4 separate regions of the Homo sapiens genome follow, and regions 2, 3 and 4 are each linked to region 1. The links are chromatin contacts, found by Hi-C or POLR2A ChIA-PET in ENCODE. All regions are on one chromosome and are shown on one strand. Each heading gives the region's core, a stretch centred on a gene start or an enhancer-like site at or near the end of the contact. The rest is flanking DNA. Distances are from core to core; before and after follow the strand shown.

Region 1 (5,488 bases), core at 1,065-3,564:
ACATTTATCAGCCAAAAATAGTCACATGACCATGCTTTATTTCAAGGGGACAGAAGAGTATATGCATCCACATACTTAGAAGTAAAAGAGAATTGGATAATTGGTGAACATTAACTATCTTCCACGATTACCTGTGATACTAAAAATTATTTCCACACCAACATATTGCAAAGAGATTGAAACAGAACTTGCTCAAAGAATGTGAACTGTCCCATGAACCAGAGGTCCTACCCAGAAAAAGTGGGAGAACTGCAACTCCAGCCACACCTTATTCTCTCAATACATTCCCAGTATGGACGGCCAAAATTCCAGAAACCCCAAGGACATCTGGGTGGCAGCTCTATTTGATTAAAAAGTCTCTTAACTGGCAGAGGTTGCCGTGAGCTGAAATCGCGCCATTGCACTCCAGCCTGGGTAACAAGAGCGAAACTCTGTCTCAAAAAAAAAAAAAAGTCTCTTAGCTGCCTAGAAACCAACGTTCTTCCTTTTCACTTGCTATGCATGCTATCAGATACCTCTACCACTTGTTCATTCAATATCCCTTGTCTATGCCCAGCTGATGGAGAAACCCATCAGGTACAGTCCACAACCAGGAGTCTAAACAAAGCACTATGGGAACACAGACGAAGGAGCAAATCATTTTTGTAGTGTTTTGCACTCTGATCTAGCCACATTTTTCCTGCTTTTGTGATACAAACCTGCGTCCCCCAGCTTCCCAACTCTGCAGCTGAGCAGCTTTGTGGCCATAGGCAAATCCCTTCACTTAGAATTCTGAGGCTTGGTTTCCTCAGCTGTAAAATGGGAATGATAACACCTACCTCCTAGGATTATTGTGAGAACAAGAATGAGATAATGTCTATAGAAACGCGTTTTGTGTCAGTCCAAGTTATCACCCCCATCAGCATCATCGTGGCTGTCTTCTACCGTCTAGAAGGGGAGCCCCAGGGCTGGAGAAGGCCCAGGGAAGAGAGGGGTTCCCAGGCCGACCCTCTTACTCTGGGGGAGTCGGGGCCTCTCTCCTAATTAACTCTTCCTGGCAGAAGTTTCTTGCTGGACGTGTTTGCCTACCAGTGAAAAGCCAAGTGAGGCTTCCAGGGGCCTCCCACTGGCCCTGACACATCAGGTAAGAATGATGATTCACCAAACTCTAACAGCCTTGCTGACAGGCCCACTGGCCCAGTCCAGGCAGAGGCCGGAGAGGGCTGCCCAGGCAGCGGGGCCATTAGGTTTTATAGAAGTGAGAGAAGGAGAGAGGGAGGGGAAGAAAAGGGAGAGATAAAGGAAAAGAAACAAAGGCCCCAAAAGGGAAAAAGAACAGAAGAAACACAAAGTAGAATAATGGTTAGGAGGGGCGGTGGGATGGGGAGTTGTTTAATTGGTATAAAGTCTGTTTTGCAAGATGAAAAAGTTCTAGAGCTCTGCTGCACAACAATGTGAATACAGCTAACACTACTGAACTGCACACTTAAAATGGTTAAGATGGTAAATTTCATGTGACATGTTCTCCACAACAATTAAAAATATTAAAATACATGTTTAAAAGAAATGAGGCCGGGCGTGGTGGCTCACGCCTGTAATTCCAGCACTTTGGGAGGCCAAGGCAGGTGGATCACGAGGTCAGGAGTTCAAGACCAGCTTGGCCAACATGGTGAAACCCCTTCTCTACTAAAAACACAAAAAAATTAGCCGGGCGTGGTGGCGGGAGCCTGTAATCCCAGCTACTCGGGAGGCTGAGGCAGGAGAATCGCTTCAACCCGGGAGGCGGAGGTTGCAGTGAGCCGAGATCGCGCCATTGCCCTCCAGCCTGGGCGACAGAGGGAGACTCCGTCTCAGAAAAAAAAGAAAGAAAGAAAATAAAAGAAAAAGAAAAAGGAGAGGAGGAAAGGAAGAAAGGAGAGAGAGGAGAAAGAAAGGAAGCAGGCGGAAGAGAAGGAGGGAGGGAGGAAGAGAAAGGAAGCAGAGAGAAGGAAGGCGGGAGGGAGGAGAAAAGGAAAATTAAAAGGAAGGAGATGGGGAAGGGAGAAGGAAACGGACGGAAAGAGGGAGGAATGAGAGGGATAAAAAGGAAGAGATGGGAGATGGGAAGAAAGAAAAACAGCTGACAGGGAGGAGGAGGAGGAAGGACGAAGCGGCGCAGGTGGACAGGTGGCCTCGCATCGCTTCCTCCCCAGGCCCGGCCCAGCGCGGGGGCGGGGCAACCGCGGGGCGTGGCTGCGCGTGACGTCACCGCCCCCGCCGCCCCGCCCCGTCCCCGCTCCCGGGCCTTGTGAAATCGCGCGCGCTGGCGGCCGTCGTAGACCGTGCAGCTCTCCTTGGGTGGCTGCGAGTGCCTTGGCCGTGGGCCCTGTGCGCGGCCAGCCCCGGCGGCGGGAGGGCGATAATTGCCCAGAGACGCAGCACTTACCTGGGCCGGTTGTGCAAGGCGCGCGGGGGGAGGCCCCGGGCGGCGGCTCTCACGCCTCAGCGGCCAGGCATGCGCGGGGGCGAGGGCGGGCCAGGGTCCCGGGGAGCGCCTCCAGCGGTTCCCGTTGCGGACGCCGCCCCATTCTTCAGGAAAGAGCCGCCGCCCGTCACCGCTGGGGATGGGGAGACCCGCGCTCCCATCCCGCTTGGCCACCTGCTGGGGTGAGTGGCGTCGGTCTAGTTCCACACGTGCCTCTGAACCCCAAGCGCCTCCTCTGTGTACTAGGGGTAAAAACGCCACCTCTCTGATCCTCTGGTTGAGAGGATTAGAAATGATGCAGGTGAGGCCTGGAACACTGCCAGACACACATTAGGTACATGGAATGGTGGCCTCGATGCCCACAGACTGCCAGTCAAAACTAGGGTTAAAGTTGTGTCTCCCACTGACTTGCTGGTGACTTTGGGATGTTTACCTCCCCTCTCTGGTCTTCAGTTTCCTCTTCAGAAATTGGAGTTTGATGCTCACCTTCATCGTGGGCCAGGATGATGGCCTGTGCTAGCCGTCCTTGAAAAGGCGAGGCCGGGCTGAGGGTGCACTGGGTTTAGACATAGCAAGTGTCTCCTGTCACTTGTGCCTAGTTCCTGGGGCCATGGTCCTTGGAGCTGCTGTTAGAGAGGGATGGAGTGGGACAGGGTATCCTGACCTTACACCAGGATCCCTAGAAGTGTGATCACACATACACACATAGGCACACACATATACACATACATCACACTACATACACACAGGTGCACACACAACCCAGGGAGGTCTGACAGGAGCTGCAGTCACCCAGCACCTTCTTTGAGCCTTTGAGGCCAGTCCTCCCCAGGGCTTTAAGGTGGTGTTGCTGTCCCAACCAACAAGTAAGGAACTGAGGCAAGAGGAGGGCAGGTAAGCTTGGTCCTGGGGGCAGCCACTTGCAGTGGGGCCTCATTCTACACCAACACTTTGAGATTGTAGTCCAACCTTGGGAAGGAAGCAGAGCTAGTCACTTGCTCAGGCTCAAGTCTGGGGTGCCCAAAGACAGTTCCATAGGGGAGCCACTCTTTGGATCTGGCCTGAGAGTCCCTGCTTTCCTCCTTCCCCTTTTTAAACCTTGAAAGTATGCAGGACAAAAAGACTCAAAGAATTATATAAAAATAATAAATACCCGTCATCCAAAATAAAAAATGTTAAATTAAAAAAGGAGAAGTGGCTGGGCGCGGTGGCTCACGCCTGTAATCCCAACACTTTGGGAGGCCGAGGCGAGCGGATCACAAGGTCAGGAGTTTGAGACCAGCCTGGCCAATATGGTGAAACCCCGTCTCTACTAAAAATACAAAAAAACTAGCCGGGCATGGTGGCACGCTCCTGTAGTCCCAGCTACTCGGGAGGCTGAGGCAGGAGAATCGCTTGAACTCAGGAGGCAGAGGTTGAAGTGAATCCAGATTGCGCCACTGCACTCCAACCTGGGCAATAGAGGGAGACTCCGTCTCAAAAAAAAAAAAAAAAAAAAAAAAAAAAGGAGAAGTTAGAGTATGATGGTTCCCACTTCACCAATCTGTTGGGAGGATTAAAATAATAAGGTGACCCTTGGAAAGTGTGAGGGATATACCTGCATCAGATTCTCCCAACCACTGTCCTCCTTGCCCTCAGCTTCCGTGACAACAGGCACTCCTGGTTTTCTTCCTACCTCTCTGGCTGCTCCTTCCAGTCTTTTTGCAGGTTCCCACTCACTTACACATGCCTTAAAAGTCGGTGGGCTTAGGGGTAACCAATTTAGGCATCCCTCTCTTGTAGGCATCCCTCTCTTGTAGGCATCCCACTCTTCCTTGGGATGACTTAGTGATTACATCCTCTCCAAGACTTCAGGTCCCAGTGTCCTGCGATTGTATGAGATTTTAATTTTGTTCGTTTTGCTAATTCATATCTTCTGTATTTGCTCTCAAATTGTGTGATTTTTTAAATAAATCATTTTTAAATAAAATGTTTATTGATTGATTGGGTATTTTTATCCCAACATGGCTGGGATCCTTAAGCCTCTTGGAGCTCCTTGGAGGGGCCCGAGAAGCTAGGACAAAAATGCCTCTCACCTATATCCAGTTCGAATACATAGCCATGTCAGTGGGAAGGAAAAACAGTTGCTCCTTTGGTAGAAATGGCTACTGGAGGAAATTTGATTCATTGAAGAACTTGGCTTGGGAATTTGCAGACTGGTAGCACTCATCAAGGCCTTGGAGATCTTCGGATTCTACCCCCTCATCTTGGAATCAGGAAACTGGAAACCCAAAGATGATTGATTACTGGCCCCACCTGCCAGATGGCACAGGAAGGTAATGGCAGAGCCAGAATTTGAACATGTTTCCTCACTCTGTGGTCCCTGCTCATTTTGAAATATGTCCCTACCCATCCCAGCAATTGACCCCAAGACAGTCTACACACACACATACACACACACACACGGGCAGCCTAATTTTCCATCCAAAGTCTTTACATTCAGAAAGCAGATTAATCTTGGATTCACTTGATTTCCCATGGGGATCTCTCATACTAATCCTTCAGAAAAGTGAACCAACTTAAATCCCCCACCAAGCTCTGTTCTAAGGAGGAATATTCAACTCTGTGGCAATTACATTCCAAAGTCCCTATTTTCTGTAGAGAGCTTCCCTGGTGTTAACCACTTTTCCTTAGTTATTCTTTTATTTTTTTATTTTTATTTTGTTTTATTTTATTCTTTTATTCTACCAACAACTCCACAATGTAGGTATTAGTGTTCTTTTGCTCTGTGAGAAAACTGAACTTCAAAAAGGTTAAATAACTTTCTCAAAGACACAGCAATAAGTGGCAGAACCAGGATTCAAACACTCATTCTCAGGACACCAGACCTTGTACCTCAGTGTTCCCTGGTCCACCCTGCCAGACCAGAGCAGAGGTCCTTTGTACAGGTTGCAGGGAAGCTTTTTTGAGACTCACAGGAAATGAGAGCTAAAATGACCTTGTAGGTCCTCATTTCACATTTCGTTCCATCTTTCAAACAAACCACATTGTACAGAATGGTTTAAA
Region 2 (5,488 bases), core at 2,034-4,533, 120 kb after region 1:
TTTATGTCTGGAAGATAAATGGCCAAAAAAGACCCCTAGCCCAGCCACAAAATCCCTGTGTCTTCTTTTCATTTGTTCAAGAAACATTTTCTGGCTGATACTCTGGGCACACTGCCCATGAGTTAGCTCTGCTCCACAAAGAGAAGAAAAAAAAAAGAAAGAAAGAAAAGAAAAGAAAAGAGAAAAGAAAAAGGAAAGAAAAGAAAGGAAAGGGAGGAAAGGGAAAGAAAGGAAAGAAAAGAAAAGAAAGAGAGAAACACTATTTTCCAAGTGTCTACAATTGCCAGACATTGTGTTAAGTTTGGAGAAAAGATACAAACCAAGAACTCTTACTACAGTGGAATTTAATAGTTGAGGAGACTATCACACCATGCTTCAATATCATGGGAAATGTCCTGTCAGCAGTAAAGTAATCAAAGACTTCTGCCCTTGACTCTTTGATTTGGGGCCTAGGAATTTATATTATAGCTGATTTATCACTTCACTAAATCAGTCTATGCCTGTTTTTCACAGATTACACATATGATATGATAAATATAAGTGGCTGCCAATTAGATTTACTTCTATCCTCTAATTAGATTTACTTCTATCCTCTTTGTGCATCTCCTTAAGAACATAAGCAAGACAACACTGGATTAGCAATGAACTGGAAGTATACTCAAGAGCTACTTTGAAAGAGTTCTTCTAACTCTGCTACTCTAAAATGTTTGGGACCACTCTCAAAATACCAAATATCCATATCCTAGTACGTCTGAACTCTTCTGGGACATATTTATACATTCTCTGTGCCCTCCTGGGGATAATGCTATGAAATATAAATGCTATTTGAAGCAGAGACCTGACACCGTTTGCCAAGGGGAATTCTGGTCTTCTTCTTCTTGCCTATCTCAAAACGACAACAACAAAAACCCAAAAGAACAGTAAACACCTACCATTTTGGTAAGCACTGTGCTAAGGACTTGGGGTACAAATATGAACCAGTTCTCGTCCTCAAGGGTTTCCAGTACATTGACAGAGAAAGACAAGTAAATCAACAATTCTAGCTAGGTGCCTTTGCAGGGATAGAGATAAATAAGCACAGGTATGACAAAAACCAGCACAAGAACCTCATGGAAATGGGGAGAAGTGGTTCCTCAAAGGAGCATGAGAGAATTAGGACTGGTTTCAGAATGGAGAAAGGATAAAAACAACACAGGGCCACTACACTAGCTGTGTGACCATGGGAAAAACTAGCTTCTCTCTCTGAATCCGTTTTCTCATCTATAAAACAAGGGATACTACCTACTTTGGAAAGCTGTAAAAGTACTAATAAAATAGGAAAGCATCCAATAAAATAGAAGGTGCCCAGCAAGGAGTGCTTTTTAAAGTCCCTGCTCAGGCTTTTTCCTCATTTAAACATTACAACTGTATTAACTGTGTAATAAGTAAAAAGCCAGCAAGCAATCAATGTGGGGTTTTTTGTGTACAGGATTGTCTACACGTCTTGCTCTGAAAATAAGTTCAGGTCCTTTTCATTTCCACCTGTACTATTAAATTACCCTTCTTAGGCTTTCTGTCCCCACTGCAAGTTCTTCCCCTTCTCAAAATACTCTAGACGAATCCTCAACACTCCTAGAGTTTCTTGTGTTATGCTAACTCTTTAACTTTAAACTTTTCATATTCTCCACTGTTAACAGACTTTGTATTTCTTAGCCTGGTACTCAAGTTTCTTCACAATCAGAATCCAAAGGTTCCCACCTCCCTGTTCCATCCAACACTTTAGACTTCTAGCTCCCCAAACCTATACTGTGTAGACTTCTGAGCCCTGGCTTCTGCGTTTTCCTTCCTGTCAAAATATGAGACCTGTAATCGGCAGTGTGCAACAATTTTTTTTAAATAAGCACATTTGGCCAGGTAATAGCACTTCCAAGAAATTTAACAAAGTTCAAACTTTAGAATGTACACAAACATTTCGGCTTCAAGAGCTTTCTTTTAGAACAATGCAAACTGGCAATAACTTAAATGCTCAGTAACAGGAAGCTGGTTAAATTAGAGCACATATCTAAAACAAAGCGTTAGGCTGGTTGCAGTGGCTCATGCCTGTAATCCCAAAACTTTGGGAGGCTAAGGCAGGTGGATTGCTTAAGCCCAGGAGTTTGAGACCAGCCTGGGCAACACGGTGAGAGCTTGCCTCTACAAAAATTAATAATAACAAAACAAAGTGTTAATTTTTTTTTTTTTTTTTTGAGACGGAGTCTCGCTCTGTCGCCCAGGCCGGAGTGCAGTGGCGCGATCTCGGCTCACTGCAAGCCCGCCTCCCGGGTTCATGCCATTCTCCTGCCTCAGCCTCCCGAGTAGCTGGGACTACAGGAGCCCACCACCACGCCCGGCTGATTTTTTTGTATTTTTTAGTAGAGACGAGGTTTCACCGTGTTAGCCAGGATGGTCTCGATCTCCTGACCTCGTGATCCGCCCACCTCGGCCTCCCAAAGTGCTGGGATTACAGGCATGAGCCGCTGCGCCCGGCCCAAAGTGTTATAATTAACATTAACTGCCCTGTTAAGATTTTTTTTTAAATTATTTTAACGTTACTAAACAGGTCGTATAGTACCTCACTTTCCAAGTGTGTATGCAAAGAAACAAGCGTGGAAGGTAGACACCAAGATATTGACAATGGCTTTCTCTGGCAGGTTATTTTAATTTTCTTCCATTTGCTTTCCAGTTTCTAAAGCTAATATATTCCTCTATGAAAACGTGTGAGTAAAGAGAAACAAATTCATGCCTTGTCTTTCTAGGCCCAATTTAAAACTATTTTCTCCCCCAGAAACTTTCCCCCTTCTCTGTCCTCATTCCTACAGCGCAGGATGCCTCTCTATGGCATTTATTAATTCCTAACCCGCCTAACACCATCTCCCATACGCTATGGCAAGGAAACCCCTAAGAGAAAAGCCCCTACGCTGCACGTAGCTGCTCCAGCTACTGAGCCAAGACTACGCAGACAGTACAAGTCTTATAACAAAGCGGAACAAGCCAGATGACGTCATCCCGCTCGCCAAAGCACATCACGTGGTCTCCGCAGCACGTGACCCGTGCCTTCGCCGTAGGTAAAAGAATGACGCACGTCAGTTCCAGATCGTGCGTTTTACACCCCTCTCGGCAACGAAGTCCGCTGCCTGGGCCTAAACCTCTCCAGAGTGTGGCACCGCCGGTGTTGGAAGTTACCTGTCTCCAGAGCCGGCTTAACGCAGCCGCACGGGGTCGCTGTAGGCCGAGGCCCCGACTCCTCCAAGCCGCGCATGGCTACTGGTTGCTGAGGTGCCCACCCGACGCATTCAACCTTCCGCTTCCGCTCTCCATGCCTGACGCATGCGCAGTGGCCTCGCCGGCGAGGTCCCGCGAACCCAGGAGAATGTGCGCGCGCAGGGTGGCGTTGAGGGAAGCTTTGAGTTCTCCATGGGGCTTCGAACCCTATCCCGGGCGTGTGCCCCTCCGGGACCCCAATCTCGTTTATCTTACACACAGCTGCTACAGTTGCCCGCCCTCCTAGGGTAGAATGCGACTCCGGCTTCCCGCGCTTTTTGAGAGGGAACACACCTCCATGAAGAACTCGCAACTATGTCTCTCTCGAAACATTATTAAGTAACCTATACGTCCAGTATGACCCTAATTTTTAAGGGATGTGTATATGTAATTAACACAGAGCGGAAGGACTGGACGTTAAGAAATGTTAAGAATTCTCAGGCACCTGTGGTCCCAGCTACCCAGGAGATTGAGGCGGGAGGATCGCTTGAGCCCAGGAGTTTGAGGCTGCAGTGAACCGTGATCGCGCCACTGCACTCCAGCCTGGGTGACAGAGCGAGACCTCGTATCAAAAAAAAAAAAAAAAAAAAAAAAAAAAAAAAAAAAAAAATTATCCCTGGGTGGTGGGAAATTTTTCCATAATATAAGTTATGCTTTGTCAGAAACAACCCCAAATAAGTCTTATTTCAAGTGTGGTGGATGTTATAAAGGAGCCCTACTATGTGCTAGGGGTTAAGGAGTGGGAACTGTTTCTTGTGCTCCACACCTTACCGGAACTGAAGTGAGAATGGAATTATAAGAGTCAACATGCCATGTGCATTGTGGGGATTATTGTCGTTTCTGGACAGCTCTGAGAAGCTAAGAGCTAACAAGAATCATTTAATCCCATGCAATGACCAGTTGTCCTTGCAATGATAGCCTATCTTTTACCCACTTGTAATGCTGTCTCTCACCTTTAGTAAGTTTCTCTGTATATAATTCTCTTTCTGGGAGAAATTTTAAAATCTTTTATCTTTTTATCTGTTAACATCTGCAGTATAAAATATTCAAAAGCATATGAGTCACAGATTGAAAAGTCTAACAACCATGAAAAGATGTTTCCATGTCTGTCCATTTGTCATTGATTTCTGGTAGAAAATAACCAGCAGGAGGAGCCAAATAATTAAAGATTGTGGTTTAAAAAATAAGATAAAACTGATCAAATTCATATAGTGTCTTTTGGCAGGTCATTTTTACAGGACAACTTGGAAAAGGCTGCCATTTTTTTTAGGAGGGACAGCTCTGTGCAGCTGGAGAAACAAGTTTGAAAATCATTGTTTTATATATATATAGCGCGCGCGCGTGTGTGTGTATGTGTGTGTTTATAAAACTGGGCCAGAATTACTGCGCTTGCCACTAGATGGTGGTGTTGCTAAAAATGATAGTCCCGCTTTATCTGTGGAAAGACTAGATTTAAAGAGATATTTGCCCTCCTGGAGGGCATGGTAGACGTTGTTAATCACACAAAAAAATATGTAATTACCAAGTGTGACAAGTACTGAAATGCAAAGCTGATTTGAATATACTAGGGAAATAGATTGCTACTTCTTTTATAGGTAAAATTTCTCTTGACTGAAAACGGGAACTTAAATATGCAGCACATTTTTTAGTCTATGATTTGAAGTTCTTATTATCTTGTCTGGAATTATATGTGATTATTTGCAGTTTATAAGACTTAACCTCTCCTCCAGATGTAAGACCTAGAAATCTGCCTTAAAGAAATGACCTAAATAATTATGTAGTCTTCAGCTTGTACTACTTTGAGAAACACTTCTCAGTAGAGTGATTCTTAACCTCTCATTTGGGTGAAGGACCCCTTTGAGAATCAACTAAAGCTTTGAACCGTCCCACACATCATTTTGGCTATAATATCATATGGTTCATGGGTTTCTAACCTAACATGAGAGGAGGGCAGCACAAAGTCAAGCTAGAAGGATTCTTGCAAAACTTTAATTCTGTCACCTAAAGGTTCTAAGCCAAGAAGAACGCCAGAAGAATTTTAGATGCACAGTGATGTTTAAACAAGAATGGTGAGAAAGCAGAAGTGGTGTGTGAATGCAGGGAGTGATGTAAGAGGGCAAGCAGAAAGGGTCCCGAGAGGTGGAGAGAGAAATTCTGCTTCCTCTAATGTACTGCATTCCTCTTTCCCTCTCCTTCCCCATCTCATCTT
Region 3 (5,488 bases), core at 1,548-4,047, 110 kb before region 1:
TACAAATTAAAACCATAATGAAGTATCATTAGACTCTCACCAGAATGTCTAAAATGAAAAAGACTGACAATACCAAGTGTGAGGATGTGGAACAACCAGAACTGCCATTTTGCTGGTGAGATTGGAAACTGATATAATCACCGTTTGGCAATATCTACTAAAGCTTAACATAACTACACCTCTCCTATGACCCAGCAATTCCATCTCCAGGCATATACACAAGAGAAGTGAGTGTGTATGTCCACTAAAATACATAAAAAAGAATGTGTACAGAGGTTTCATTCGTAACAGCCCCAAAGTGGAAACAACCCAAATAGCCACCAAAAGGAAAATGGAAAAAATTGTGGCATAATACAAAAGAATCTATACAACATCTAAATGCACAAACTACCAATGCACGCAACAAAATGTGTGAATCTCTCAGATACTATGTTGCGCAAAAAAAGCCAGATACTGTATGACTCAATGTACATGAAGTTTGGAAATAGGTAATACCAATCAAATGGTCAGAAGAGTATTACTTCTGAGAGTAGAGAGTGGACACCGACTAGGAAGGCGCAATAGGAAAACTTCTAAGGTTCCGGAAGTGTACATGTCTTGATCACGATGGTGTTTACACAAGCATTCACATAGGTAAAATTCAGATGAGTACATTTTACAGTATGTTACACCTCCATTTATTAAGACAGATTAATATGTTTTATTCTGCTACAGTCACTCCCCTTCTCTGGCCTCAATTTCTCCCTCTATTAAATGAAAGGATTAGATTATAAACTTGTTTCCACTGTTAACAGCAATTCTCACACTATAATGCCTGTTCATCTCTCTGTATCCCTTCATTAGACTGAGTGCCTTTACTTGTATACTTCTGACAAATAGTAAACATTCCATGAGTACCAACTGGATGGATAGAAATGAATGAACCTACCAGAATATGTAATATAAATAGCAAAGTAAATGAATGGAATGACAGTAAACACAATGAGAATTAAGAAGAGGGAAAGCTGGAGTAGTCGAGCCCATGACTTGAGCAGGATCCTAAACAATGCTAACTCATGCCCAAAACAAAGTCCGATTTCTCTCTGCTGCTATGCCTTGCTGTTTCCCCAGGACCTTAGCACCACTCTTCGTATTCTAAGCAAGTTTTTTCAGTCTTTCATGGCATATGTCATGGCACACAGAGAAAAAGAAAATTGTATAGTACCATGAAATAAAAGTGTCACAAAGATAAAAATCTCAGCACTTACCTAACTCTTGAAACATGGTGGGTTGTACACAATGCTACAATACAGTTCAGTTCTTGGGGAACTGCCTAAGAAATCTTAAAGAATGTTCATTCTACCTTGCTTTCCATGATCAAAAGTTTAATTTAATGTCAGTTTTTGCTATTTTGCACCTTCCGTTCCACAGCCATGTCGTAGACCTGGAAACCTTTATGGAATCATGACTATGAATTAATCAGTGCAAATGAACTTTCTGTCTGACTCTAGCGTGCCTCAAGTTTAGAAAGGAATAAAAGGTAACCACTATAAAGTAGAAAGGATGAGACCAGTACCATCAAAAGTAGCTGGAATTTGCAGTTTCGGTGTTAGTATGAACATCAAGACATGCTGCCAGCCTCAGACTCTTCTCACTCTCACTACATCTGGCTGATAAAAAAGAGTAATACAGCTCTAAACTGTGCTCGACAAAGGGCAGTATAGAGCTTTAGGAACACATGTACTTCATGTTATAGAGGCAGCCCTGAAGAACTGCCTGTCAACCAAACTATATTTTAAGTATCCTGTTAAAGATTATTAGTTGACCCCAGTGGCAAATTCTATAAGAGAATAATCTGCAATGAGAGATCAGTCCTTAATTTACTTCAATCAATAAACACGTTTTGAGCAACTAGTTTTTGCCAAGAAATCGCAGAGGTCACATGTCCAAGAAATAGACTCATGGAATCTATGGATTAGAATCTTAAAGGTTTACTATCCAGTCCCTTCTTCTGATTGCTGAGTAGGAGATTCTGATTGCTGAATCTCCTCTCCTCCACATAAGTAAGCGTTCTTCCAGTTCCTATTTGAGCGCTTCTAGTAACGGGAAGCTCATGAGAAGCAATCCATTGCACTTTTGGCAACTCTAATTGTTGAAAGCTCTCCCTAACAAACACCAAGATCTGCCTCTTCCATCAACTAGTTCTAGGTATAGAGGCCAGAATCAAGAACTAGTCTAACTCCTCTTTCCGGGACAGCTGAGGCCCTGACACCTGGCAGTGGCTGACACCTCCCGGCCGGGGCGGCTGCATCCCTAAACGAAAAATCGAAGCTGCCAGCAGCCGAGGTGCAGCGAAGAAGGCCCGGGGCTGGGGGTCAGGAGGCCCGCGTGCGACAGAGGAACGCTCTGTGGTCGTGGACAGGACGCTTTGACAAGGCGGCTGGCTGGGCGGATTCCCTCTCCGACTCGGGGAGAATCTGCACACATACGCCAGCGGAGTTGACGCGACCCCCGGGCCCCGGGACTCGGCTTGCACGAGCCAGTCTGGGGACCGGGGAGGCGGGGAGAGGGAAGGGGAAAGCGCGGACGCGGCCCAAACCTCCAGTAGCCGCAGCCGCCGTCGCCGAGTAGGGCCGGGCAGCCAGCCGGGCCTGGCGCAGCATCAGTGCCCGCTGCCGCTTCCGCTCGATACTCGCCCGCACCGAGGCAGGCAGCTCCGCGGGTTGCTCTAAAGCCGCCGCCTCCGGCAAAGCCCCGTCGGCCGCCGCCATCTCTGGCCCACTCCGAGGACCTAGCTCCCAGCTCCACGCACGCGCACTGCACGCCGAGGCGAGCCAGCCGCCCTGCACCGCCTCTGCGCTCCCCGCACCCAGCGGCCTTTCTGAGTGAGAGCGCCTGCGCAGTTAAGGGGCTCGGGGTGGCCTGCCCGGGCGCTGGGCGGAGTCTGGGTATGCGCGGACACGGAGTACCCGCCTAACTACCTGCTCTCTTGTCATCCGGGAGAAGGGTCCGTGCTGAGATCATATCTCACGACCTGGTCACCTTTAAAATAGGTCTCGCTTGGTGATTCAGAGTATAGGCTTTGGAGTCAGGCCTGGGTTAAGTCTGAGCTCTTGACAGTTAAAGTCTGTGTGACCTTGGGCAAGTTATTTAACCAGAGTTCAGTTTCTTCAGTGGTAAAATGAGGATAATTATGGAACCATTTACCGAGTCTTTGGGAGGATTAGATTGCCAGGACAATAACCTGGCACGTAGAAGACCTCAAAAAATGGTAACAGTGAGTAGTAGTAGTGCCAGTCATAGAGCCCAACAGATGATAGTCCTGATTTTATGTTGGATACACGGCCTAGAGACACAGCCTTAGATTTAAAATGAGAAGACCTGGGTTGAAACTCCCAGTTAACTTGCTGTGTGACCTCAGGCAAATGCAGGACTTGCTCCAAGGCTGATATGCATAAGGTTGGCTATCTTTCCCATGGAATATTCCTTCAGTGAGGATGAGCTACTGCCAGGTAGACAGTGGGTTTGGATCTGGGCCAAATATCCTGACTTCCCAAAAGTGTGGCTAGTGTAACAAAAGAAACATAGCAGGCTTTCCCAAAAATGTATGCTTTCCCTTTGTTACAAATAATGCTTAATTGAAACCAGAAAACATTAACTTCTAATTACTACATGTACCATTTAGGACTGGCTTTTAGAAAGACAACCTCACACACTGATGTTTCCCACTAATGTTCAATGGTTAACCTTTCAGAAACACAATTCAGTGTTCTAATTTATCGGTCATATATACATAAAGCTGCAAAACCTCGTATAAAGCAGTTACCTGCTGAAATCTTAGGTTGAATTGGAGATAGAATCTCAAGCCATCCCCATCTCCCTTCCCCTCAGATCCTTCTTTCTCCCTACCCATCAATCTTGCCCAGGTGAAACTATTTCAAATTCCATAACATCAAAAGCACAAGCAACAAAAGAAAAAAAGCTGGACTTCATTAAAATTAAAAACTAGGCTGGGCACAGTGGTTCACACCTGTAATCTCAACAGTTTGGGAGGCCAAGGCAGGAGGATGACTTGAGGTCATGAGTTCAAGACAAGCTGAGGCAACACAGTGAGACCCTGTCACTATTAAAAAATAATAATAATTGGCAAGGTGCAGTGGCTCATGTCTGTAATCCCAGCCCTTTGGGAGGCCAACACAGGAGGATTGCTTGAGACCAGGAGTTCAAGACCAACCTGGGCAATGTAACAAGAACCCATCTCAGGAGGTCAAGGCTGCAGTGAGCTGTGATGGCACCACTACACTCCAGCCTGGGCAACACAATAACATCTTGTCTCAAAAAAAAATTAAAGTCGTCGGCAAAGCCTGAGTCCTGTCCTCTCACTCTCCTCCCTGGACAGCATAAGCTTCACCACTCGCTCCACCTTCTCCACCAACTACCGGTCCCTGGGTTCTGTCCAGGCACCCAGCTACGGTGTCCGGCTGGTCAGCAGCATAGCCAGCGTCTGTACAGGCACGGGGGCTCTGGTTCCCGGATCTCCATGTCCCGCTCCACCAGCTACCTGAGCAGCATGGGTTCCGGGGGCCTGGCCGCGGGGATGGCCAGGGGTCTGGCAGGAATGAGAGGCATCCAGAACAAGAAGGAGACCGTGCAAAACCTGAACAACTGCCTGGCCTCCTACCTGGACAGAATGAGGAGCCTGGAGGCCAAGAACTGGAAGCTGGAGAGTAAAATCCAGGAGCACCTGTAGAAGAAGGGACCCCAGGTCAGAGATGAGCCATTACTTCAAGACCATTGAGGGCCTGAGGACTCAGATCTTCACAAATACTGTGGACAATGCCTGCATTGTTCTGCAGATTGACAATGCTGGTCTTGCTGCTGATGACTTTAGAGTCAAGTATGAGACAGAGCTGGCCATGCGCCAGTCTGTGGAGAGCCACATCCATGGGCTCCGGAGGTCACTGATGACACCAGTGTCACTCGGCTGCAGCTGGAGACAGAGATCGAAGCTCTCAAGGAGGAGCTGCTCTTCATGAAGAAGAACCACGAAGAGGAAGTAAAAGTGTTGTACCCGAGCGAGTTAAAAAAACGCCACACTTTGAGATGAATTAAGAGTCCTTTATTAGCCGGCGACCGAGAGACGGCTAACGCTCAAAATTCTCTCGGCCCCGAGGAAGGGGCTTGATTAACTTTTATACCTTGGTTTAGAAAGGGGGGGTCGTCTAGTTAAAACAATTTTACAGAAGTTAAGTAGTCAAAAAGTTAAAAGGATAAATGGTTACAGGAAAGTAAACAGTTCCAGATGCAGGGGCTTTAAGACTATTACAAGGTTATAGATGCAGGGCTTTGGGCGTTATCAAACAGATGAATTCTTGGGGACTGTGGATATAGCTTGCCACAGTATCTTATCAGTTAATTGCATTCTTGGATGTGCTGGGAGTCAGCTTGCACAAGTTAAGTCCTTGAGGAAGGGGCTGCCAGTGAAAGAGCCAAGATGGAGTTTGTCTGG
Region 4 (5,488 bases), core at 1,453-3,952, 73 kb after region 1:
ATGTCCCCTCCACCGCACCCTATCATCAAGGCCAGCTAGTCCACCCAAACCATTTCAATGGCAGCGAATGACACACCTCCAATGTAGTTAAGGAGGGGCAGGTGAGGGAAACTCTCATCTACAGTGGATTCTCAAGTCAGCACACCCACCCCAGCCTTCCCGCTCTTTGCTATTAGACAAACGATGAAACTAAGAGAGGAAAAAGGCCCTCCTTGGGATTACCCAGCAAGTCAGGAGTAGCCCAGGACTCTGGCTGCCTGCACAAGGCTGGCAGCAGCGGGACATGTCAGCCCACCTTTCATGGAAGCAGCCCAGGGAATTAGTCCTGATGCCAACGCCCAGCTCTGGAGTTCCTGACACCTTTTCTTGGATCTAGGCCCTTTCAAAAGGAGCATTTCAAATAAGAGCCATCAACACTTACAGAGGGTGGGTCTTAATCCATAGAGGATCATTAGCTTCACCCAAGTGATGGGCCATCCATCAGCACCTCCCCTTTTTCCACCAATTATCTATCTGCTAATTATCCGGGATTAAGAATTGACACGGAGCGACATGGTCATTAACCACATATTTGCACAGCTTATTCATGTTAGTTGGGCTGCTCCATCTCACTGAGTCTAATTGGACACGCCCACAATGCTGCACAACACATTTACATCGACCTGGCTGTCAGCAGCCAATAAAGGACTACAGGATGTGTTTGGTTCCAAAGGGACTTGGCTCTCGGCAGAAGCTTGTTTGCAGGCACACTGGGTGTCTTGGCTTTCTGGCACTGTGGACTACAGCTTAACTCAGAGCATACATTCAATCATTTCTCAAACATTTGTTAGCTCAAGCACTGTACCAGGCACAGCACTGGCCCTAGCAGGGTCTACAAAGATGAACCAGGCACCATTTCTGCCACCTCGAGGAGGTTTACCTTCTGCCCTCCATGATGTGACCCTGTCTAGCAGGCCCCCTCCTGCCCACCTGGGGCATGTGTGCCATCTACCAGCCCACTCCACATTCTCTGCGCAGGTCTCTGTGCTCTTCCTTCAGCCTGGAATTCTTCTGTCCACCTGGCTCTGTCTGAAGACGCCACCTCCTCTGTGAGGCCTCTCCTGATTTCTGAGACCACACAAATCTCTCCCTGGGCTGCGTTTTCATGGCATGCTGCCTTCAGTCAAGGGAACACATGCAAGCAGAAAGAGCTCAGAGCTGTGTGAGAAAGAAAAGCAGCATGTGTGGTCTCAGAAATCAGAAGAGGCCTCACGGAGGAGGTGGCATCTTCAGACAGAGCCAGGTGGACAGAGGGATTCAGGCTGAAGGAGTAGCACAGAGATCAGCAAGGAGAATGGTCTAGTGCGTGGCACACATAGTACTGATGGGAAGGGTGTGGCCTGGCAGGCAGGGTCACATCATGGAGATCTATGAGTGTTCTGTTAGGGTCTGGAAGTTTCTCCTCAGGGCATGAGGAACCATGGAAGAGATTTTGTTTTTTCAGTGTGTATGCATAGGTGGATGTGTTTTAGTAAACTTTTTATTGAAATGTAACATATGTATAGAAAAGTACAAAATTTTTCACAAACTGACCGCATCTACGTAATAGCACTCAGATTAAAACAATAACAAATTATTACTAAAACTCCAGAGATCCACTCTGGCCTCTTTCAGGAACTACTTACATACAAGAAAAATAACCATCCTAACATCATAAACTAGTTTTCACTATTTTCTTGTGTGTGGCTTTTTTCACTCCACATATGTTTGCAAGACTCCCCCATGTTGTTAGACATAAATGCACTTTGTTCTTGCTCATTGCTGGTTGATATCCCATTGTATGGATGCACTGCAATTGTTGATGAGCTTTGTGCAGTTTCCAGTTTGGGGCTGTAAACCTTCCTGCACATGCCTTTACGTGCTCCTCTGGGGGTAAATCTGTTGCATGCATATCTAGGAGTGGAATTGCTGGGTTGTGGGCTATGCATATATCTACTTGAGTAGATACTTCTAGTTTCCCAAAGTTGTTCTACCCATGTACACGCCCACCAGGGATGCACAGGAGTTCTCATTGCTCTATATTCTTGTCAACACTTGGTATTGTCAGTCTTTTTGTGTTTTATGCTTGTTTTTTTTTTTTTAGGGGAATGACCACCTGGTGGAGGTGGAGTCCCACTTGGGTTGAAGTATACTCACTCTGGCAGGAATGAAATCAGTGGTAATAGAGCTAGAATGAAAAAGGCCAATAAGAAGAGACGCCATAGAAGTGGAATACACAGGACTTGCACACAAGGTAGAAATGAACTTAAGAGGGAGATGGAGGAAGGTTTCTGTATGGGGTGGCTGGCTGGATGAGGGACTTCAGATTTGAAGCCAGGAGAAAACATCCCAATTTTATAACATCATGTTTGAAATGTAGGACAATGAGATGAAGATGTCCAATAAACTGTTAGCTATATGAGTCTGTTGCTTAGGGATGAGGTCAAGGCTGTAGACAGAGTTAGGAGTTATCACAGAGATGGGGGTTGAGGCTGGGGGGTGGCTGAGATTTCTCAGGTGGTTGTGTGCAATGAAAGAGACAAGGGCTGAAGACCAGACGCCTGGCTTAGGGGATGAGCGGAGGAAGAACAAGAGACAACATCGCTTCCCTCTGAAATGCTGGCACGGGCTGCGAAGCATGAGTCAGACCCTTCTAGCCCCAGCAGCAGCCTCAACAGCCTGGGTCTATCTCACCAGCCACACAGTTTTCTCCTGAATGAACTTGCATCACTAACCTCAGAAGCTGTGTTGCGAAATCCGCATCAGATTGCGTACCTCTGGTGGCGTCCTAGGGACAATGGGCACTAAAGACTCATAGCATCCTGGGGTTGGAGTCCTCCTCTCCGCCTCCACAACATCCCTGCCAATCAGTTATCGAGCACCCCAGGCAGGGAACTCATAACTTCCCACGGCATCCCATTTCCTTGTTGAGCAAGTGAAGATCTAAGAAAACCTTTTCTTGCAATCTCACGATACTGAAAAGTCAAAGAAAAAGATAACGCTATAATTTAATGGTAATGATCCAGGACAGAGTGAAATGCAAGGACTCTGCATCCTGGAAAATCCATGTCTATTAATGTACCCATCAGCATCTTCTTGCTGGGGTTAGGGTCATGGTGTTTGACTCCCCACAGGAAGCTGCAGTGATTTCATTACTATTTGCACACTGGTTGGGAATGTGCTCATCCGCTGCAGGCATTCCTCTGGCTTCATCAAGCAGTGAGTACAAGGGCCCTGGAATCTGGCCAGTCTCTCAGGACTGAAGCAGTGCATGCTACAGCACAAATCTACCAGGCTGGACACGTGGGAAGAATGAGCGGCTGTTAGATGAGAGCGAGCCCACTGCAAGCAAAGAGGGCAGAATGCCATTCTGTTCAACATTTTTTTCTGCGTGTTTAGCAGCATGTGGTCCTGTGTGGGTCTCTGGAGAAGAAGAAAGAAGATGGATCTAAGAAATGGTTCTCACCCAGCTGGGCACAGTGGCTCACGCCTGTAATCCCAGCACTTTGGGAGGGAGAGGCAAGTGGCTCACCTGAGGTCAGGAGTTCGAGACTAGCCTGACCAATATGGTAAAACCCTGGCTCGAATAAAAATACAAAAGAATGGCCAGGCTCTGTGGCTCATGCCTGTAATCCCAGCACTTTGGGAGGCCGAGGCAGGCGGATCACAAGGTCAGAAGTTCGAGACCAGCCTGGCTAGCATAGTGAAGCCTCATCTCTACTAAAAAATACAAAAATTAGCCAGGTGTCGGGGCAGGCGCCTATAGTCCCACCTACTCAAGAGGCTGAAGCAGGAGAATCGCTTGAACCAGGAAGGTGGTTGCACTGAGCCGAGATTGCACCACTGCACTCCAGCCTGGGCAACAGAGCGGGACTCCATCTCAAAAAAAAAAAAAAGAAAAGAAAAGAAAAGAAAGAAAGAAAAAGAAAAGAAAAAAAGAAAGGGTTCCCACCCTTGGGGAGATTGGTGGCAGAGGCAGAGACAGGCATGCAAAAGGAAGATGTAGCTGAAACTTTTTTTTTTCTTTTGAGATGGAGTCTTGCCCTGTCACCCAGGCTGGAATGCAATGGCACAATCTCAGCTCACTGCAAACTCTGCCTCCCAGGTTCAAGCGATTCGCCTGCCTCAGCCTCCTGAGTAGCTGAGATTACAGGTGCGTGCCACGATTCCTGGCTAATTTTTGTATTTTTTAGTAGAGATGGGGTTTCACCATGTTGGCCAGGCTGGTCTTGAACTCCCGACCTCAGGTGATCCACCCGCCTCGGCCTCCCAAAGTGCTGGGATTACAGGCATGAGCCACTGCACCTGGCCCTTTTGCTTTATTTTTATAAATTAAGTTGGCAGTGTTTTTTTTTTCACAAGGTAATATTTATAAAGTGTTTTTACAATAAAATAGTATTGGCTGGGCACAGTGGCTCACGCCTGTAATCCCAGCACTTTGGGAGGCCAAGGCAGGTGGATCATATGAGGCCAGGAGTTCGAGACCAGCCTGGCCAACGTGGTGAAACCCTGTCTCTACTAAAAATACAAAAATTAGCCGGGCATGGTGGTGCATGCCCGTAATCCCAGCTACTTGGTAGGCTGAGGCACAAGAATCACTTGAACTCAGGGGGCAGAGGTTGCAGTGAGTCAAGATTGCACCACTGCACTCCAGCCTGAGTGACAAAGTGAGACCCTGTCTCAGGAAAAACAAAGAAACAAAGAGATAAAAATAAAATAGTATTAAAAGGATTTTTTTAACAAAAGCCTGTGGTCCCTTGGCCTAGCCTACTCTACCTCTGAGTCCTATTTTCAGGAGGTAGCAACTTCCAACTCTTTAAGCTTCCTCTTATGTTGGTTACCTGCAAATTTCTAAGTCATAAGCTATGTCAGAGACTAACAGCCCTCCACAATCCATGTTCTCTTTTTCCTGGGTGTACAGCTAGATCTCATTCTTCAGCTCCTGCTCCTGTCTCCTCTTCCTCCTTCCAGGCCCCCAGCCCCAAAGTTAGAGGCAATTGAGCTCTAGCCAATGAAATGTGAGCAGAAGTGCTAGTGCCACTTCTAAGCCTGGTCCCTAAAACCACCATGTTCACCCATGTGCTCCTCTATGATCTTTCTTCTTATTTTTTATTTATTTTTTTTTTTGAGGGAGTCTCATTCTGTCGCTCAGGCTAGAGTGCAGTGGCGCAATCTCAGTTCACTGCAACCTCCATCTCACAGGTTCAAGCAATTCTCCTGCCTCAGCCTCCTGAGTAGCTAGGACTACAGGCAAACGCCACCACACCCGGCTAATTTTTTGTATTTTAGTAGAGACGGGGTTTCACCATGTTATCCAGGCTGGTCTTGAACTCCTGAGCTCAGGCAATCTGCCCACCTCAGCCTCCCAAAGTGTTAGGATTACAGGTGTGAGCCACCATGCCCAGCCTATGATCTTTCTTGTTATGGCTGCCTGGAATGGAGATGATGTCCTTGCAGGCTCTGGAAGCCA

What was found. A loop is a pair of places that touch in the nucleus more often than their neighbours do. ChIA-PET counts read pairs that join two places held with the same protein, here RNA polymerase II (POLR2A). Pooled maps may share reads with other maps.
Region 2: a map of B cell shows a loop between it and region 1 (35-fold over the local background). The contact joins the promoter of TRMO here to the enhancer-like site in region 1. A Hi-C loop is called at or near these places in 2 of 168 maps with a recorded cell type or tissue (B cell and naive thymus-derived CD4-positive, alpha-beta T cell) and 8 of 50 pooled maps. POLR2A ChIA-PET finds 5 or more read pairs at or near these places in 4 of 52 experiments (AG04450, GM12878, K562 and 1 more).
Region 3: a map of naive thymus-derived CD4-positive, alpha-beta T cell shows a loop between it and region 1 (12-fold over the local background). The contact joins the promoter of XPA here to the enhancer-like site in region 1. A Hi-C loop is called at or near these places in 6 of 168 maps with a recorded cell type or tissue (CD4-positive, alpha-beta T cell, CD8-positive, alpha-beta T cell and naive thymus-derived CD4-positive, alpha-beta T cell), 4 of 37 single-sample maps with no recorded cell type and 14 of 50 pooled maps. POLR2A ChIA-PET finds 5 or more read pairs at or near these places in 2 of 52 experiments (Panc1 and naive thymus-derived CD8-positive, alpha-beta T cell).
Region 4: a map of mammary epithelial cell shows a loop between it and region 1 (5-fold over the local background). The contact joins two enhancer-like sites. A Hi-C loop is called at or near these places in 4 of 168 maps with a recorded cell type or tissue (MCF 10A, PC-9, mammary epithelial cell and 1 more) and 4 of 50 pooled maps. POLR2A ChIA-PET finds 5 or more read pairs at or near these places in 5 of 52 experiments (HEK293T, Panc1, RWPE1 and 2 more).

The regions. Positions count from the first base shown.
Region 1 is chr9:97,801,322-97,806,809 of GRCh38, forward strand. PTCSC2 (papillary thyroid carcinoma susceptibility candidate 2) reads right to left here. Exons shown (of 11, transcript NR_147055.1): 3 at 4,519-4,703; 4 at 4,167-4,308; 5 at 2,930-3,069. Among named protein-coding and RNA genes, the nearest start is that of PTCSC2, 49 kb to the right of the region's middle. RefSeq lists a silencer at 2,080-2,649. Within about 2 kb of position 2,315, at least 15 of the 41 ENCODE cell types and tissues checked have a DNase peak (open chromatin) inside an H3K27ac peak, as active enhancers do; they include PC-9 and mammary epithelial cell, where a contact is called at or near this core.
Region 2 is chr9:97,919,217-97,924,704 of GRCh38, forward strand. It overlaps TRMO (tRNA methyltransferase O), which reads right to left and starts at 3,284. Exons shown (of 5, transcript NM_016481.5): 1 at 3,202-3,284. The coding sequence starts at 3,277. RefSeq lists an enhancer at 2,887-3,336.
Region 3 is chr9:97,694,543-97,700,030 of GRCh38, forward strand. XPA (XPA, DNA damage recognition and repair factor) reads right to left here and starts at 2,798. Exons shown (of 6, transcript NM_000380.4): 1 at 2,579-2,798. The coding sequence starts at 2,750. PTCSC2 (papillary thyroid carcinoma susceptibility candidate 2) reads right to left here. Exons shown (of 11, transcript NR_147055.1): 11 at 5,083-5,488. It also overlaps the pseudogene KRT18P13. RefSeq lists enhancers at 2,190-2,249, 2,260-2,309 and a silencer at 2,860-2,959.
Region 4 is chr9:97,874,214-97,879,701 of GRCh38, forward strand. No RefSeq gene overlaps it. Among named protein-coding and RNA genes, the nearest start is that of FOXE1, 24 kb to the left of the region's middle. RefSeq lists enhancers at 1-4,014, 1-1,467. Within about 2 kb of position 2,703, at least 8 of the 41 ENCODE cell types and tissues checked have a DNase peak (open chromatin) inside an H3K27ac peak, as active enhancers do; they include PC-9 and mammary epithelial cell, where a contact is called at or near this core.